Linked DNA regions of Mus musculus: region 2 is linked to region 1. A link is a loop called in an ENCODE intact Hi-C map of the cell type or tissue named here. Cell type or tissue: left cerebral cortex. All regions are shown on one strand. Each heading gives the region's core, and the rest is flanking DNA. Links, peaks and the distances in the headings are about the cores only. Region 1 has its middle 73 kb from the start of Gm22473. Region 2 has its middle 33 kb from the start of Gm23860.

Evidence for each region. A loop is a pair of places that touch in the nucleus more often than their neighbours do. Peaks named below come from ENCODE experiments on the same cell type or tissue, not always from the same donor. Only the 100,000 strongest peaks of a DNase experiment are listed, where the experiment ranks them.
Region 2: it touches region 1 in a loop (10-fold over the local background); 19 of 42 quality-filtered maps call a loop at or near these places.

Annotation. Positions count from the first base shown.
Region 1 is chr4:6,559,990-6,562,919 of GRCm38, forward strand. No RefSeq gene overlaps it. Among named protein-coding and RNA genes, the nearest start is that of Gm22473, 73 kb to the right of the region's middle. In left cerebral cortex, for the core only: a CTCF peak has its summit at 1,752 (motif pointing right); DNase peaks (open chromatin) are centred at 1,787 and 2,271; H3K4me3 peaks cover 243 bases.
Region 2 is chr4:7,852,415-7,855,344 of GRCm38, forward strand. No RefSeq gene overlaps it. Among named protein-coding and RNA genes, the nearest start is that of Gm23860, 33 kb to the left of the region's middle. In left cerebral cortex, for the core only: a CTCF peak has its summit at 1,135 (motif pointing left); DNase peaks (open chromatin) are centred at 498 and 1,139; H3K27ac peaks cover 933 bases.

The sequences.
Region 1 (2,930 bases), core at 338-2,837:
TTGAACCTTTCATTTTAAAATATTATTTTATCTAGAAAGTATAGCAATAATTTTTCTAGGGCCCGCAATGGAGGAACTAGAGAAAGCACCCAAGGAACTAAAGGGAACTGCAACCCTATAGGTGGAACAACAATATGAACTAAGCAGTACCCCGGAGCTCTTGTCTCTAGCTGCATATGTATCAAAAGATGGCCTAGTCGGCCATCACTGCAAAGAGAGGCCCATTGGACTTGCAAACTTTATATGCCCCAGTACAGGGGAACGCCAGGGCCAAAAAGGGGGAGTGGGTGGGTAGGGGAGTGGGGGGTGGTGGGTATGGGGGACTTTTGGTATAGCATTGGAAATGTAAATGAGCTAAATACCTAATAAAAAATGGAAAAAGTAGAGAGAATAAATAAGAGGCCACAAAAGTACTTTACTCAAATAAATATAATCGTTTTATATCTATAAAATATAAATATTCATATTAATAATTAATATAATAATTTTAAATAAAATATTTCCATATTTTATTTTAAAAAAAGACTTCAAAATAAATATGGCATACCACCAAAAAGAAATGAAGAAGAAACCAAGCAATACAAATGTTGGGCAGAAAATGGCCTCCCAGGTGCTCTTAAATTTCTGTTAGGAAATGTGAATTTATACACTACTAACACTAGGCTGGAAAAATTAAAAATATGTGTCCTTTGACAGCTTTCTACATTTTATACCTACTTAAAAGTTTGTGCTAAGTAGTATAATGTCACATGTCAGAAGAGGTTCTTAGAGCATTATCAAAAGTTGCTCACATTGGAAGTACCCACACACCAACCTGTAACAGAATAAATAAGTGATCCTTATAGGGAGTATCTATCTATCTATCTATCTATCTATCTATCTATCTATCTATCTATCAATCATCTATCTATCTATCTATCTATCATCTATCTATCTATCTATCAATCATCTATCTATCTATCTATCTATCTATCTATCTACCATCTATCTATCATCTATCTATCTATCTATTTATAATATATATACATATATTATATACCTTTTCAGGGATAAATGTATATGATATAAATATATCATAAAACTACATTATCCAATGTAGATGAGCCTCAAGATTCTCTAGTTGCCCAGGAAAAAACAGGCTTAGACCACACACGGTCTTTCAAGGTGCACCAAGAGGGGACATGCTCTGTGATCCCATTTCTATAACCTAAAACATCTTATTTACTTAGGATTCCCAGAACCTAATGTCATTACATTGTGAGCAAAGAGAAGAGGGTCACTTTTCGTGTCCTGAGAATGTTGTATTTCAGAACACAGGCATTATCAGTACTTTATAATTATACATTTGTGTATCCATAAAGGGAACATGACAGTCAGTCTTTTGGGACAAATAATAATTTTATAACCTCAAGAAATATCCAACGAAGGTGCACTTAAATACATAGTATTCATGATAGCAGAAACCTGGGTCCTGCTAAACTTCTAGTCATGTTTTTATGACAAGTGTTGGAGACAGAACAATTTTTAATGGAATTTGTTGACAATGACAATCTGCTTCATCAGATTTTGCAGAAAATGTAAGCCAATTTCTTTTATTATTACCATATGGAATGTGAAACTAAAAGTCAAGATTTTTCTGAATTTACTCCATTTTCAGTATATGCTTCCAGGCAGTTAATAGGGGGCCAAGGTAAAGATTTTTTTTAAAAAAACGAAAACAAAAAAATCACTCCCAACAGTGACTTTTCCCCTGATGCCCACTTGGTGGCGCTAAGCTAACGTAGAATGCAGGTCTTCTCTGATACGTTAATAAGCTTTCACTTTATACAGTCCTAGGGAATTGTAAAGGTTTGTTAAGGTTTAGGACTTTAGACATATTCGGTAGGGAAAAGGGTTCAAAACTCTTAAAGAATTATGGTTATTTGTGAAAATTACAAAGAATGTCTTCTAACTCTAGGACCAGCCAAGCTTTCATGTCTTCTTGCCTTGTGTTTCTTTGATGACTTTTATGAGCCCTAGGGAGAGAAATAATTTTGTCTATAAGGTATTGGGGACTTGATGGAAACACAAACCCAAAATTTTCAATGGAATTATAGTGTGTGAGGGATGGGACAAGGCGCGTTTTGCAGCACAGTCCTTCCGAACAGAAACGGAAAGGGTCAGGACCTTTGATCCAGGCATCTGGCCCGGATGCAGTTCTGCAGCCCAGGACTAGGGGTGACAGTAGCATAGATGCTGCTTTCCTTCTTGGAGGAAGCCCCGTTGCTTGCTGTATCAGGGCTGGTCTTGAACTCAAGATATTTCTGCTCCAGGCTCTCATGGCTGGGGTGGCCTTTGCTCACCTCTCTGAACAGAATGAGGCCCTTTTCTAGGGCTTTTCAGGAGTGAGCAAAGGCAAGAGAGTCTAGACTAGGAGGGGTGGAGTGTGGGAATGCAGAAGAGTCTCTAGGATCTCTTTGCTGACAATGGGAGGCATCAAAGTCTTCTGTTTCCACAATACACGGCCTGGTTATTCTGTTTATGAAGATGATGGTATATTGTACACCCATAAATGAATCAAGATTATCTCGTTCTTTTCTTTAAAAAGTTTAGTCTACAGTTATATGTGTATGTGCATGTCTGTGTAAGTATTAGCACTTCTCTGTAGTTCCTTTACATGCCATAAGAAGGTGTCAGATGCCCTGAACTTGATTGTAGGGAGCCTCAAGATATAGGTGCTAGAAACTAGACTTAGGTCTTTAGAAAGCACTTGTGTTTTTTCTTTTTTTGTTTGTTTTTGTTTTTTGTTTTTTATCACTGATCTGTCTTTCCAGCCCCAAGAACATAACATCTTAAATCAGACATCATAGCAGGACATGGGGGCACACATCTCTAATCCCAGAACGTAGAAGGAGGATCTCTGTGAGTTTAAGGCCAGCTTCATTTACATA
Region 2 (2,930 bases), core at 91-2,590, 1.3 Mb after region 1:
TCTCCACAAGGCAACTCCCTGAGATAGCACAAGCTTTTGGAACACCCACAAGAGAAGTGCGATTCAAATTAGTCCTCAAGCTGTTCAAATAAGGAGCTACAGCTGAAAGTACTGCAGTTCAACGGGGAGATACATGTATTTTTAAAGTTACTTGTATCTACCAGATAAGCCTGGCAAAATGAACCAAAAAGTGAAACCCAAATGAATAGTGTGAATTAACGAGTGAATTCTTCTAACCCTGGGAGCAAGACAAGATCACTGGGAAGATAAATAATTCTTGTTCAAATCTGGTGGTTTCTGCCACCATTCTTCCTGAAAGTGGTCCTGAAAATATTATTATTATTGGGCATGACACAATTTGGATTGAATTGCATTGCCTGATTTGATTAATTTCTAACTGAACTTCCAATTGTGACTCCTTCCCTTCCACTTCCAGGACATGCCACAACTCTATAATCAGAATATTTTGTCCAGCATCCTCATTGTGCAATGGCTTCTCCTCATTTTCTATTCACGGTTGTCACCACAGTTTAACAAACAGAGGAGCACTAACTATGCTGGCATAATTGTCTGACTCAGGCACTCAAAAGTGTAGTTTTAGCTGCTCTGCTAACTTTCAGACATGAGTGAACCACTTGACCTTGCTAGCCCAATTCTTGGAGTCAAGGGTTGGCTTGTTCATCGCTAAGGTCCTTTTCTACACAGTTATCCTATGATTCTGTAATGTATTTCTAAGCAGTTTGCTTAATCACTCAATTACCCAGCAGTCCTCCAGACCTGGAAGGGGATGATTACTTGCCAGGGGCATTGCAGAGGGTATTTGTGAATTAGCAGGAGGTCAGGTTTTAACCTCTGAGGTCCCTGAAACTCTGATTCTATTCTGGCTCTTGTATTGGCTGTTTCCTGGCCCAATGTTCTACCCATCAGGAGGACATTACCCACTCTTGGAAGCAACTGGTTTCTAGTTCATTAATAGAGAGATAACAGGCATTAAAAATCAAGCTGCTTGAATAAATGATAAATATAAACCATTACCAACTTGTCCTCATACTAAAATAATTGCATACAGAATCATTGTAAAATAATCTTGCTATGAGAAATAAAGAAAACAGAGGCATCATTTTGGTGCCCCCAAGTGGACATCCATGATGGCTGCAGTCAAATTACACCTTACAAAGTATTTCAGGGCATCTGGCAGACACACACACACACACAGACCTTTGGCGGTCTTGCATATTTCATGTTGTATAGATTCTAGAAGGTATTCTAGAAATTTTGGGTCTCTTCATGAACACTTTGCAGTTATCTAAGAAGAGACAGAGGTATATGACCACTCCCAAGTTAGTCTTCTGACTAACAGAGTTTGAATATCTAAGGAAAAAGACATTTCAGTGCATTCTCCAGTGAGACCTTTAGCATCTCCTCTGTTCATTTGCACCAAATGTCCAGCAGCTACTATCAACATTGCTTGCTTTGGACAAACATTTTGTTTCTTATTCATTCCTTTTAAACTTCATAGTATTGGTATATTTTGATATTAGATATTTAAACCTTGTGGGTTTTACACAGACTAAATACAATGATATAAATAAAACATATGCTGGACTACGTAATAACTAAATAAAACCTCTTATGAGTTCCTGCTATAAGAAAGATAATGTATTAAGCAAAGAGTCCTACAACCCCCCCCCCAAAAAAACAGCCAAACAGAAGCAGGTTGCTTATATGATAGGCAAAAGGACTCCCTTAAAATGTAACAGAAGATACCACAAAGAATAAAGGGAACCAATACCACAAGGGGCACTCAGTAGTTCAGTCAAAATATCCTGAGATATAGCTGAAAGAATTGTGTGTTTAAATGATAAATGAAGAGTTGAGACAATTTGATTTCCAGAACACCAGGTGCCTGTGTTGTGGATTAAGATGTTCTAGGAAGGCCTTTGTTTTTTTTTTTTTTGTTTTGTTTTGTTTTATTTTTTTGCAGGGAATGGAAATTAGAGAAGATAAAGGGGAGCAGTGGGGTGATGTTTTATGTTTCTAGGTTAGGAAATTATGGAAATAATCATAGCATAAAACTTGTAAGATTTGCTTGAAGAATAAGGAATTTGCTGAAGCAAAATATTAGGAATTATAAACAACTATAGATGTTAGTTAAAATGAAAGTGTAAGCTGTAAGCCAGGAAGCAAAATTTTGGCTTTGATTAATATTCATACTACAAGTGTTTATCTCATAGACTAGGATTAGTAAGATCACCACACTTTTGTCTCTCTTCCTTCTTCTCAGAGCTGCAACAGCCATTGCTAGGCAACCACTCCATTGTCTCTTACTAAGCACTGTGGGACCTTAGAGTCTGTCTCAATAACTTTAGCAAAAATGATGTTTCATCAGGATTGTCTCAAAAGATAAAACCAATGTGTGTCTCTTGCACTAGATTTAACGGTAAAAATAGGAAGACCCACACCTAATAAAGGTTGGTAAGCATTAGTCAGAACTGATCCTGCTTGAGACTATGGCCAGCATTCAGTGATCATTTATCATATCGATGTAGAATTTAGATGGTGGGTGCTCATGTATAGCAAAATAAACATTCATCGGGTAGCTGTTGTGTGCTGTTATGTATTACAATCTGGGAGCCTCTAGGAAGGAGGTTGAAGACAATGGATAGACCAGCTGAAGGTGTTAATAGGATCATAATGAATTAAAATCTAAAGCTGAAATGTACAACTAATATAGAAGGGAAAAAAGACTAAGCTGTGTTAGAAGTAAGTAAAAACTCCAAGGAAAGAGTGCACAAAGGGAAAGTCCAATGGGCAAGAAGAAGTATGAAAAATAAACACTAATGAGACAGGGAAATCAGAGATATTCATGAATTAAACAGTAAAGTGTTGATCACAGAGCTAGAAAAAAAAAAAAAAACAAGGAAAAGGGA